Regions from separate parts of the Homo sapiens genome. Here all the other regions are linked to region 3. The links are chromatin contacts, found by Hi-C or POLR2A ChIA-PET in ENCODE. All regions are on one chromosome and are shown on one strand. Each heading gives the region's core, a stretch centred on a gene start or an enhancer-like site at or near the end of the contact. The rest is flanking DNA. Distances are from core to core; before and after follow the strand shown. Region 1 holds the start of HYCC1 (hyccin PI4KA lipid kinase complex subunit 1). Region 2 holds the start of MALSU1 (mitochondrial assembly of ribosomal large subunit 1). Region 3 holds the start of BZW2 (basic leucine zipper and W2 domains 2). Region 4 holds the start of CYCS (cytochrome c, somatic).

Region 1 (3,039 bases), core at 70-2,569, 6.4 Mb before region 3:
CAATCTCACCTCAACCTTTTGCTCCAGCCCAATTTTTGGCCGTTCCTCATCATTTAACCCCATCTACCTTCTCAACATTCCACAATGGCTCTGTGCCCTTTCACAGCTCCATGCCTTTGAACATGGTGTTCTCCCTTTCTGAAATACCCTTTGACTTTCTTCTCTGGCAAACTCCCATTTACCTTTTAAGATCCAACTCAAACATTACCTTCCTTGTGGAGTTCGCTGACTTTCCTAAACAGTCATTTCTTGTCCTCTGTTTCCATTGCTCATTGAACCAATCTCTATTGTCCTTATCACTGTAGTTTGTTATTATTTACTCATTAATCTGATCCTCCCTTTGGAGGGGGATCCTATCTGTTTTAGCAATCTGCCCTAATAATTACCTGAAATTGTTTGCTTGATACCCTTTTGATATCAAGTAATATATCTTCTTATTTATGTGCTTGTTATTTATGAGTTCAGCATGTTTGAAAAGTTCACTTAGTGTTTCTGGAGAAATCCTGCCCATTTCTAGTGTAAAGCTAGAATGAACTTCCTGTCTTCTAGGGTGGAGGTCAGTTTTTCTTCTAATTAATCCTGACCAGTCTTGAGAAGGATGTGGTAGGAGAGGTTTACAAGGTCAAAAACAGCAGTACTGTCTGCAGGCGCAGGTTCAGGTGTTCTCGGGTTCCAGTTATTATACAAAACATTTAGTATATGTTCAGAGAAAAAGTAGGGAGGAATGATGGAAAAAATAAAAACAACCCCCATGGAAAGAAAACTGAGGCATCGTATTTGACTTTTTCCAGGCTAAGCCCAAAAGCAATGATGTAGTGAGGGGGAAGTTTGTATTTCCATTTTGCAAAAACGTAATTTTTTTTTCCTCCCGGGATTTGATAAGATTTTGATAAATTCTTGTGAATTTAATTACAGGGAAGTAAATCCTACTGACTAGTAAATTATCAATTTGTTTCTCTTTTCTCACAAAAGAGAAACAAATTGATACCCTTCACATCATCCGGTAAGGTTTATTTTTTTCTGAGAAGGCCATAAGCCCTAACGGCTCAGAATCTAAGAGACCTTCGCTGATTGTCATCGCCTAGCGGCCACCGCAAACCTTACAGTCAATCAACTTCCCTCGGACGCCCGGATCACGCCCATTGCTCAGACCACGCCCACTCAAGGCGCCTCATGGCTCCGCCCCAGGCCCAGCAGAAGAAGATTCTCATTGGTGGAGAAGTTGTTCTGATCCCGCCCCGGAGGACGGCGATAGGCTGAACTGGCGTGGGGCGGTGGTGGTTGGCTGCTTGAGGACGGGTCCCTGGTCGTGCCTGTCAGAGAGGCTGGCGGCAGTGGTGGCTCTCCCGGCTGGGTTGTCAGTCAGTGAGAGGAGGGGGAAGATGGCTCACCGGGACCCGTTCTGCTAGGAAGAAGGGGAGCAGGTGGTGCTGCTACTCGGGAGGAAGCAGAGCAGCCTCCGTCGCTGTCGCTGAGAGCCTCACGAGTCGAGGTCCTGCAGGTGGAGCTCCGGCAGCCGCCCTGGTGAGTCCAGCCGAGAGACCCACGCCGGGCCCCCAGGGCGTCCGGCAACGGATAACTTTTTTTTGTCAGGGAGGAGCCGGGGCGAGGCGGCGGCGAGGACAGGACCGGGACTTTGTCCCTGGGGCCGCGGCTCCACTGGGGGTAACGGCTCCCGCGCGAGGCGCCATGGGTGGGTGCGAGGCGGCGCGGGGCGCTGGGGGCGGCTGGCGGGCGGGTGGGCTGCGGCCGGCGCTGCTCGCCCCGAAGTTGGGCGCAGCCTGCCCGCTGCCTGGAGGGCGGCAGCTTTGTGCGCGCGACTCGGGTCTTTCCTTCCCGGCGAGGAGCAGTCCAGCCTCCTGCTGTGACCCGGGTGCCGCCGCCTCGGCCCCACCGGCCGCCCCTCTGCCGGGTGGGCCTGGGGCGGGAGCCCCCCGTCCCCTCCCTGCCGCGGCGGATGCTCTGGCCTCTGCCTCCTCTCCCACTCGCGCCCTCTACTTCGGCGAGGCCGCCACTGTCCGTCCGGTCTGGTGGCCACAATGGTCACTGTCGACCCCCCGCCCTCGCCCCCTGGAGAGCAGCGTTGGCCCGAGTCGGTCTTTGGTCCCCTGCAGGGCGGAGAGGTTCAGACAGCAGCCACGCTTCCTTCCTTGGTTATTTCGCTGAAGATCTCTTCTTGAGCCCTTGCCCCTTCTTTCTATGAGTTATTCCTCTCCTGAGGCTCATTTTAACATACTCGGGAATCCTCGGGGGTTTGGCTGAAAATGGTTGCATTAAAACACCCCCAAGTTTGTACGCTTCCCCGAAATTTGCTGTCTGCCCGTCAGCTTGCACATGTGTGCTTTGTGAGTTTAGACATTCCTGAAAGATTTTAATTTTGCCTAAGTGGTTTAGTACTGCACAGAATCTGCTCTCTGAGAAATACACTATCACAAGCCTGGCAGCCGCGGCGCTCTTCAGGTAGGGGGAATTTGTTCCACCGGCAGCTACTTCTTATCTCAGAGACTGCCCTACAGGCAGTAGGGCCAAGCTGACCTTTTGCAAATTATTTATCCTTGGATCACACAGTAGTTTTTGGAGCAGGTGGGCCACCTCTTTGGTTCATGTAACACTTTACAGTTTGAGGTTTTCAGCTTTCAAATCTTATTGCCATAAAGTCAGAAAGACTGGGAGGCTTGTTTTCCATGAAAACATTCTACTGCTAACATCCACAGGCACCCCACCTCCCCCGACATTTCCAAGTATTTTTTTTTCTTTAGGTGAATACATTTTAAGGTTTACAGGATGAATAGTAGTCTAAACCACCATATTTTTGAAGTGCAGGCAAAGACAAGGAAGGAAAAACATTTAAGATCTGCTTGGCCAATAGTGGCTTCAAAGTCAGCTATTCAAATAATCAGTTCAATCAAACCAAGTGGCAAGGGGGAAAAGCATCACATATTTAGGAAACAAATTCTGGATTTGGCTCGTTTATCCTTATTCGATTTATTGAAATTACCATGAGGGATTAGAAGGATTAGAAACCTTCTTAGTCATCGG
Region 2 (3,186 bases), core at 25-2,524, 6.7 Mb before region 3:
TCCTTCGCTATTAACCATATGCAAGTAGAACCAGACACCAGTGACAAATGACTTTCTACTAATACTTAAAAGGAGCAATACACCACAATCACAGAAATGCTGTGCAAAGAAAAACAGCACCACAAAATGGGTAGGAGGTGATATCCTGGAGCATATTAAATTGAATCTCAGTCATAACGGGTCACAGAATTGTGAGCTGGAAGGGCTCTTAGGCAGTATCTGGTCCACAACCTTCAGTTGAGAGATGAAGAAACTGAGGCCTAGGAGAATTACTGTGGCCTAAGATCAGTCACTGAAAGAGCTACATTTTTGAGTAATTATTATTTTGAACCTTCCAGTTTTCATATAAAACCACCGGGTTATTAACAACTGTTACCTATGAAAATCTAATTTTTTTTCCCGTAAAGATTTAGATATTCTGATCTTCAGCTTGGAGTATTACAGGCTGTAAATTTAAAAGCTCGCCCAAGTTCTAAAGCCGACTCCAAAGGACCTAGTAGCTAAGCCCACTAAGGCCTCTCCCTCTCATACTCTACATTCTTAGATGTGATCTGTTTACCATTCTTAAGTTTCTAAAAACGTCAGCAATAACTAGAGGATATTAACTTGGACCCATCTCCTACTGGCGCTTCCTACGCACCCCTTCGCACCCAGACCCTGGCTCCTCAGAATCCTCAAGCCCCAACAGTCCCCACAAACCCATTTCCCAGGATCCTAGGAAGAGGGTAAAAGGAAGTGAGGACGGTGAGACTGTGATGCCAAGGGTGGGAGATGGCCGTCCGGGAGGCTGGGATTCTGCAGTTCATCTCTTGCCCTCAATTTCTTCACTGTGAAACGGGAAGGTTGGCGCCAACAACCTTTGAAGTCCCTTCCAGCTCTGGATGTGCAGGAGTTTTGTGACTCCAAGAGAAATGCACATAGAGGGGAACCCAGAGCCACCTTGGCTGGGACCTGACTCCAGACTGCCCGGAGAGGGTCGCCTTCGTTCTTCTCCACGCCCGTACCTGCCGCGTCCGATTCTGGGCGTCCCTCGTTGACCGTCCCCTCCGCCCGCTCCTCCAGCCCAGGCTCGCTGTGCAGGCCGCGGACAAAGTTTGGGGTCTGGCAAGCCCGGCAGAACGCTGCTCCTACGGGAAGCCGCTGCACGGCCAGCAGCCGAAGCCCGGGCTCGGCTCCAACCGCGGACCCCGCCACCGAGGAAACCGCCCTGCGCCACATTAGTGGGGCGAGCAGCCGCGCCACACGGCCGCCCGGCCCCATAGCAGCAGCCTTGCGTCGGCGTCGCGGGTGGGTGGTACTTCATGGAGCCCGGCCGGGAAATTCTACGTCGATGCGTGGGCGGAGTCAAGGCCTGAAGGACGGACCATGGGCGGAGTCTGGAGCCCGTGAAGACTGCAGTGACCCGGAAGAGCTACTTGGGGATTAGGGCGTGCGGGAATAAAGAACTAGTGTTGCTTGCCCACCTTGCTTTGCTTTGTGTCGCAGTAGCGCATTACGTTGTCACTTTTTTTTTGGACTCTGTCCACTAATGTGAGGCTCATGAAGGCAATAATTTTTGTTTCATTTTTAACTCTTCTCTCCACAGCACCTAAAACAGTTCCTGGTACTGAATGTCCAGAAGTTGCTGTTAATCTGATTAGGCTGGGATTAGGACATATAATCTACCCTCTCTCATTACCAGAAAATATTCAAGATTCCCTTGCAAATTTGAAATTGCGCGAGGAAAATCTGTTATCCTGGGCTAGAGTGGGGTGGGAGGCAGAGGTGTAAAGGACCATTTGGAAACCGTTCTTAGGTCAGCCCATCATCTACACTCCCTGTATGGAGGAGTTTACGCCCAGGGGCGGTACTGTGGGGACCAGCTCTGTAAGAATAAGGAATTCTGAGGTGCCAGCTGCGGTATTAAGTCACAGGACTTGAGAACTGCGATAGATTCCTGGCACGGGTGGGGGGGTGGGGGGTTTTGGGGGCGTGGGACGCCGCAGGGAAGCAACTTGCCCAGGTCATACACTTACTGACTGCGTCAGAATCAGAAGCCAGTTTCTGGCTTCTGAACTCCAGGCCTGCTAACTGCTGAAAGGAAGGCTTCATAGAGAGCAAATATTTCAAATGCCTGAAACAGTGCCAGACACATAGCAGGCACTCCAAAAATGTTTGCTACATTATTTTAAATAATTCCAAGCACTAATTTTGGGAAGTTTTTTAAAAATAGAGAAATTAAGCATTTGTGTATATCACACCAGATATGTACAACCACTTCAAGTTATTTTTGAAAAGAAGAAAAACATTACAGATTAAGTTTCCTCTGTCCAATTTTAGCCCCATCCTCAATTCCATTTTTCCACAGGCATGAACTTGGCTTTTCTCCCAGCTTCTGGCATCCATTCCGTGTTCCCACCCTTCTCTGAACATCCCAGACCTGCTTTACCACCTGTATTTGCCAGCTCATTTAATGGGTCATTATCCCTTCAAAACTCCCAAACCCTAGACTTCATTCAGTCCAGGATCTTCATACAACAAACGAATCTGTTGTCAAAATCCTGCTTATGTGACCTCCAAAATGTTTCTGTGAGTTCAGCTTCTTGTCTTCATTTCCACTGTTTCTTCCTTAGTCCACACCCTCATTAGTTCTTGCCTAATTACAGAGACTGCCTCCTACCTGGCTTTCCTGTCTCCAGTCTGTTTCTACTCTTTTCATCCTCCATGCTGCCCTTCTATCAACTACAATCATTTTCGCTTTATCTGCTTTTTGCTGTTTTTCAAACTCACCATACCCTTTTTTATTTTTATTTTTTAAAGAGATGGGGTCTTACTCTTGTCACCCAGACTGGAGTACAGTCACACAATCATAGCTAACTACATCCTCAAACTCCTGGGCTCAAGCGGTGCTCCTGCCTTAGCCTCCCAATTAGCTAGGACTACAGGCATGTGGAACCATGGCCAGCTAATTTTTGTTTTTAATTTTTTTAAAGACAGGATCTCACTATGTTGCCCAGGCTGGTTTCAAACTCCTGGCCTTAAGCAATCTACCCCACTGTAGCTGTGAGTATAGGCATAAGCCACCATGCCTGGCAACCTCACCATATCCTTTCAATGCCAAGCTTTGCATATACTTTTTTTTTGAGATGGAGTCTCGCTCTGTCACCCAGACTGGAGTGCAGTGGCACCATCTCGGTTCACCACAAC
Region 3 (2,826 bases), core at 278-2,777:
AACAGCATTACAAAAGATTGGTCACTCTCAGGAGCCTTACTACTTGCTTGAACAGCCACATCATTATTAAAGCATCATCCAACAAAAGTATCTTTGTTATACACTGAGATGAATAATTTCAAACCATTTTCATGTAAGATGTTCTGGCTCAGATCTGTCCCAGTCTTTAATGCTGAAGCTTTAGGGGGGAAAAACAGCTGGAGTTTAGGAAAGATTTTTGCTAAAGGCAGGAAATAATGATAAACATATTCCAGGAGATTTCAGATGTTAGTGAAAGCTTCACGCAAAATAAATGCCTAAGGCCAGAGGAAAATGCATTTCGCTTTTCGTATGGCGCTATGAGAAGAAACAGTGGTCCTGGGGATGCTTAACAAAAACCACCTACATAATTACTCAAATATTTCTCTTTGACACATACACGTCTCTTTGACACACATATTGAGAGAAACATCAATACTACTCTGTAGGGAAACAACAGTAAAACATAAACACTAATTTCCAAAGAAACTTTCATTGATGATGTAAATATAAATCTGCACCCTGGAGAAATGACTGATTCCCGCATTTTAGCAAGCAAATCTTATTCTGAAATACACACTTGTATTTACCCCCATCTACCTATGGTCGAAGCTCCAGGCTACATATTACAGTTGAATGAAGGTTGGATTAAGAGGCTAATCTAAGGCTATATATAGGCAGCAACACCAATTTAATCTCCGCCCTCTCCAACCTCCCCACCCTCCACTCCCTATTTCCATAAATCTCAAGATCTGAGTTACAAAGAGAACCGAGAACTCTAGCAGAGCAAAGAAGCCCTTCCTTCCCCCTCCCACAGGCTGTCTCTCATAAACGAAGTATTAGTGCAAGTGTAAATTGTTTCCAAACATCTTTAACAAGCAACATTGGGCGATCAGGTTTTCTTCTACAGCTTCCACAGAGGCCAAAGAGATGACAAGTAGTGGGGAGGGCGAGGATCACCAGCGTAAAAACTACCTTCTCCCGAGTCTGTTCTCACTGACTCGCTAGTAATGGGGCGCTGTCCTTGCGACCCCTACCTAGCCCAGAGCCCCGGCCCCAGCCTCCCCGGGAGCCGCATCTGGCGGTGCCACGCACGAGACCATGTGCACCCGCCACTTCCCACCGCGTGGCTGGCCCCCGCCCGCCCGCCCGCGGTCCCAGGGTCTCCCGAGGCGGCCAAACGTTGCGAGTCGGAGGTCTTCATCCCAGGGCACTGATACCCCGTACGCGCCGTGATGATGAGGTGGAGCGGGGGCTTCTCCACCGCGAGGCAGGAAGCCGCCCCAGGAGGCACATGCTTCCTCCCCGCCAGCTCCTGCCCGATGGAAACCCCGGCGGGGCGGCAGTCGCTACTCTCGCAACCCTCACGGCGCCCCTTGCCTCACCTGGGCTGCTTCTCACCTGTCCGAGGAGGTAGCGACGACGCGCAAGGCTGGGGGCTGCGGCGATTCGTGCAGCAGCAGCGGCAGCAGCAGCAGCAGCAGCAGTGGCGGCAGACAATGGAGGAGTGAAGGACAGACACATTGACATAGACACACGGAACCCGGCGCAGCCCCGCCTCCCGTACCGCCCCCGTCTCCTAGACCGCCCCCGCCCAGACTGCGCCACTCCCGGGGGAATGGTGGGGGTACGGCGACAACCTGGGGCCTCTGCATGCCCCAGAAAGCCGTCGCTGAGCACATAACTGCCAGCTGTAGAATTTTCAATATTACATGTGGCGAAATATTTGAACCGGACAGGATAGGGGAGCGGAACGTGTAGGAGGAATTTAATTCCCCCCTCCAGCTTTCTGCATTTGGTTTTGTCCTCCCAGGTTGCTCCAATGGCGATCTCTCGCTACCGCCTCCTGCGGCTCCTCCTCCTCGGCAGGGCCAATGACAGGCGGCAGGCGGTGACCGCCGCAGGGCCTGCGGAGACCGTCCGCCTGGCTCGCCCGAGCTCGCCCGCTGTCCGCCAGCCCGCGGGAGGGAGGAGAGAAGCGAAGCGTTTCCGCGGTTGGCTACTCAGTGTCTTGGTCTCAAGTTGCCTCATTGCGGCTGGCGTTCCCAATACAGACGCATCGTTTCTTTTTTAATACTCCCTAAGAAAGGGAATAACCTTCAAGCTGGCGGGAGCAATGGTTCACATAAAGAAAGGCGAGCTGACCCAGGAGGAGAAGGAGCTACTGGAAGTCATCGGGAAAGGTACGGGTGCTGGGCTGCGACGCGGCCGCGGCCAGCCTGGCCGGGGGGCGTGGCGGAGCCCGGGGGGCGCTCCTGGCCTGGGTGACCTTTGGCTGCGGTTCTGCAAGGTTTGCAGCCTGGAACCGGGAAAGAGCGTTTCTCCCTTTGGTCTGGGAAAGGTTGCAGGGGCGGAGAGGTGGGGAGGCAGAAGCAGTGCTGGGACAAGAGGGGTAGTTACAGAGGCTCGGCCTCTAAATCCGCTTTTGGAAACGTACGGATTTCCACGCCCCGCCTTAGGTTAATGCGAGCTTCCCGGGGTGTGGACCCCAGTGTGTGAATTCTTCACTGCTCCCGAGGGATTTTGACCGCGGTCAGTCCTGGTAGTTTCAGGTTCTTAGGCGGGTGTCTAAATGACCCTTTAGACTTCCGCAGGCCGAATGATCTGGATCCTTTGCCGATCCCCGCCCCCGCTTGGGAGTGGAGGGCGCCCTTAGGGAGAGGGGTTCTTCATAAGGGTACAGAACTAGGTCTGTAATTTGCTGCATTGAGACTTCCGTATCCAGGGCCTCCCTGGCTTCCAGAAGCCCCGACAGCCTCAGGAACCCTAGAGAGACAAGGAAATTGGCGAGGCCTCCACACCCACCCC
Region 4 (2,881 bases), core at 382-2,881, 8.5 Mb before region 3:
GAGGGATTTCATCAACACCAGACCTGTCCTACAAGAAATGCTAAAGGGAGTTCCTCAGTCTGAAAGAAAAGGACATTCGTAAGCAATAAGAAACCACCTGAAGGTACAAAACTCACTACTAATAGTAAGTACACAGAAAAACACACAATATTATAATACTGTAATTGTGTGTAAACTGTTCATATCTTGAGTAGAAAGACTTAGAGATTAACCTAACTTATCAAAAATAATAGCTATAACAACTTTTCAAGACATAGTATAATAATATATAAATAGAAACAAGAAAAAGTTTTAAAAGTGGGGAGAGTGAAGTTAAAGTGCAGAGTTTTTCTTAGTTTTCTCTTTGATTTTTGTTTATGCAATCAATGTTATGTTGTCATCAGTTTAAAACAATGGGTTATAAAATATTATTTGCCCTGGGCGTGGTGGCTCACACCTGTAATCCCAGCACTTTGGGAGGCCGATGCGGGTGAATCACCTGAGGTCAGGAGTTCGAGACCAGCCTGACCAAATAGTGAAACCCCATCTCTACTAAAAATACAAAAATTAGCTGGGCGTGGTGGTTTGCTCCCGTAGTCCCAGCTACTTGGGGGGCTGAGACATTAAATGGCGCCACTGAAGAAGAATGAATAAGGTCTAGTAATACAACAGGGTGACTACACTCAACAATAATTTATTGTACATTAAACAAACTAAAAGTATAATTGGATTGCTTGTAACAGAAAAAAAGGATAAATGCTTGAGGTGATGGATAGACCGTTTACCCTGATGTGATTATTATACATTGTATGCCTGTATCAAAATATCTCATGTACCTCTTAAGTATATATATATATTTACCTACTTCGTACTCATAAAAATTTTAAAAGGTACATAAATGTTATCATTGCATCCTCTTAATTTTATTTTTCAGTTCCAGAGGGATAATCCTGTCTCTGCCGCAAATGCAGCACCTTCCTCAGTCTTGGGGCGTCCATCAAGCGGAGAGCTGGAATGTGACTGAAAGTAACAGAGTATAGGTGGAACTAGAACAAGGTCACGAGCTGGTGCCCAACTCGTGTAACTCCTGGTTCCAGGCTGTCCCTCTAGGATGCTGTTGGCGCCAGCCGTGGTAGTAGGACAGAGTCTGGGTAAAGGTCGCCTGCTGACAAGATGGTAGCTAGGAGACCTCTAGGTGCGCCAAAATTAGGGCGTCTTTTCCTGGACCGGCAAAACGCCCTGCTCAAAGCTCATTACATCACCACGCCCAAGAACTGATACTTTAGCAGGGCAACGCACCAACCAAGCGACTCCGCCCCACCCTCCCCGCTCCTCCAGCACACGCAAGCGCACAGAGGCCCGCGAGTGACGTCACCTCTCCCGACACCACCTCGTTGTCGTACGACCAAAGGCCTGTCGTAACGGCCGGGAAAAGCCTCGAGAAGAAGGGCACGCACGCCGTACACCCTAACATGCTCGCCAGCATGCGCGCGCAGGTCCTTGGCGCAGGCATTGGGACTGGAGCCAATGAGGTGCGGCGACGTTACTGCGTAGCCGCCAGCTCGGCCGCACGTCAGGGCGCGGGAGCGCGGAGCGAGTTTGGTTGCACTTACACCGGTACTTAAGCGCGGACCGGCGTGTCCTTGGACTTAGAGAGTGGGGACGTCCGGCTTCGGAGCGGGAGTGTTCGTTGTGCCAGCGACTAAAAAGAGGTGAGAGCGGGTCGCGGAGGCCGCACCTGGTTAGAGGCAGAGCTGTGGGAGGCGCGCACTTGCGAGCGACCGAAACCCAAGCGGGGAGCATTCGAGTGGAGCCCGCGCTGGGTGGGAGGGCGGGGAGTGAAGACCCTGGACTGTGGTCAGACCGAGCTGGGCGAGTAACGGCTTGAGGTGCGGCGGAGCCCTAACTAGGGACAGGTATGGTCTCGGTCAGGGACTGGAGGCGGCTTGGATACAGATCCGAGGAGGAGGCGGCCTCTTCCGTAGTGGTTGCTGAAGGGCTATGGAAATGATAGGCAAGACTTCCCTCCTGGAAAGCCGAAGCTTAGAGCTTCACGTTCTTCTTCAGAGGGCAAAAGCTGTTGCTCTTCTAATAAGGGGCCAGTTCTTTTCGTGGGCACATGTTTCTTCCGTCAGTCGTTCTGACATCCTAGAAGGAGTTTCATCAATCACCTTGAAACCGACCTGGACGGGTGACCTCGTGGTCGCCCCAGGAGATCACAGGTAGGGGAGTTGGGATGTCCCCGGGGGACCGTGCAGCCTGCCCCTGAGCTCCCATTCACAAGTTCGAGTGTCAAGCTACTCCTGTGACCTGGGCAGATAGAAACAGCCAGGACCGCTTTTTAAACATTTGTGTGCTTTGCGTTATCCTCAGGGAGAGGTGGCTTTACATTGTAGTAAGATTAAATGGTTAGGTCTTTTTAAAAGTTGCGGTTGTGGTGATTTTGGCTTAATGTGTTCGCCCTTGAGCTTCAGATCTGTGACTTCGTGACCATGATTGTCTCTTCTGAAACTGGAGTTTGAATTAGGTTCCCTCTTTGCTTGGGCTTTAACGTTCCTTCACGTATACACACAAAAATACGTTTTTGAGGAGGTACTCCTAAAAATGTTTTTGGTATTAAAGAATATTTGGTATAAAGAGTATTAAAGCAAAACAAGATTCATTCTGGTATTTAATGACATAAATTAGCAATGGATTGGTAATTAAGTGGCTAGAGTGGTCATTCATTTACACTGTATTTGTTACCTGAGGAAAAATTTACTAAGTTGAAGCTTTCGTTTTTAGAATTAAATATGGGTGATGTTGAGAAAGGCAAGAAGATTTTTATTATGAAGTGTTCCCAGTGCCACACCGTTGAAAAGGGAGGCAAGCACAAGACTGGGCCAAATCTCCATGGTCTCTT

What was found. A loop is a pair of places that touch in the nucleus more often than their neighbours do. ChIA-PET counts read pairs that join two places held with the same protein, here RNA polymerase II (POLR2A). Pooled maps may share reads with other maps.
Region 1: a map of CD8-positive, alpha-beta T cell shows a loop between it and region 3 (18-fold over the local background). The contact joins the promoter of HYCC1 here to the promoter of BZW2 in region 3. A Hi-C loop is called at or near these places in 5 of 168 maps with a recorded cell type or tissue (B cell, CD8-positive, alpha-beta T cell, naive thymus-derived CD4-positive, alpha-beta T cell and 1 more) and 6 of 50 pooled maps. POLR2A ChIA-PET finds 5 or more read pairs at or near these places in 1 of 52 experiments (activated CD4-positive, alpha-beta T cell).
Region 2: a loop to region 3 is called in a pooled map, with 23 times the contacts of the local background. The contact joins the promoter of MALSU1 here to the promoter of BZW2 in region 3. A Hi-C loop is called at or near these places in 4 of 50 pooled maps.
Region 4: a loop to region 3 is called in a pooled map, with 14 times the contacts of the local background. The contact joins the promoter of CYCS here to the promoter of BZW2 in region 3. A Hi-C loop is called at or near these places in 5 of 50 pooled maps.

Annotation. Positions count from the first base shown.
Region 1 is chr7:23,012,410-23,015,448 of GRCh38, reverse strand. HYCC1 (hyccin PI4KA lipid kinase complex subunit 1) reads left to right here and starts at 1,319. Exons shown (of 11, transcript NM_032581.4): 1 at 1,319-1,524. RefSeq lists enhancers at 989-1,168, 1,329-1,518, 1,936-2,617 and a silencer at 1,709-1,978.
Region 2 is chr7:23,297,427-23,300,612 of GRCh38, reverse strand. It overlaps MALSU1 (mitochondrial assembly of ribosomal large subunit 1), which reads right to left and starts at 1,274. Exons shown (of 4, transcript NM_138446.2): 1 at 1,005-1,274. The coding sequence starts at 1,260. RefSeq lists an enhancer at 968-1,457.
Region 3 is chr7:16,644,882-16,647,707 of GRCh38, reverse strand. It overlaps BZW2 (basic leucine zipper and W2 domains 2), which reads right to left and starts at 1,527. Exons shown (of 12, transcript NM_014038.3): 1 at 1,420-1,527. ANKMY2 (ankyrin repeat and MYND domain containing 2) reads left to right here and starts at 1,954. Exons shown (of 10, transcript NM_020319.3): 1 at 1,954-2,201. The coding sequence starts at 2,135. RefSeq lists an enhancer at 1,548-1,827.
Region 4 is chr7:25,124,010-25,126,890 of GRCh38, reverse strand. CYCS (cytochrome c, somatic) reads left to right here and starts at 1,631. Exons shown (of 3, transcript NM_018947.6): 1 at 1,631-1,691; 2 at 2,764-2,881. The coding sequence starts at 2,772. It also overlaps a transcript of SPMIP4 not described here. RefSeq lists enhancers at 1,221-1,470, 1,618-2,161, 2,162-2,706.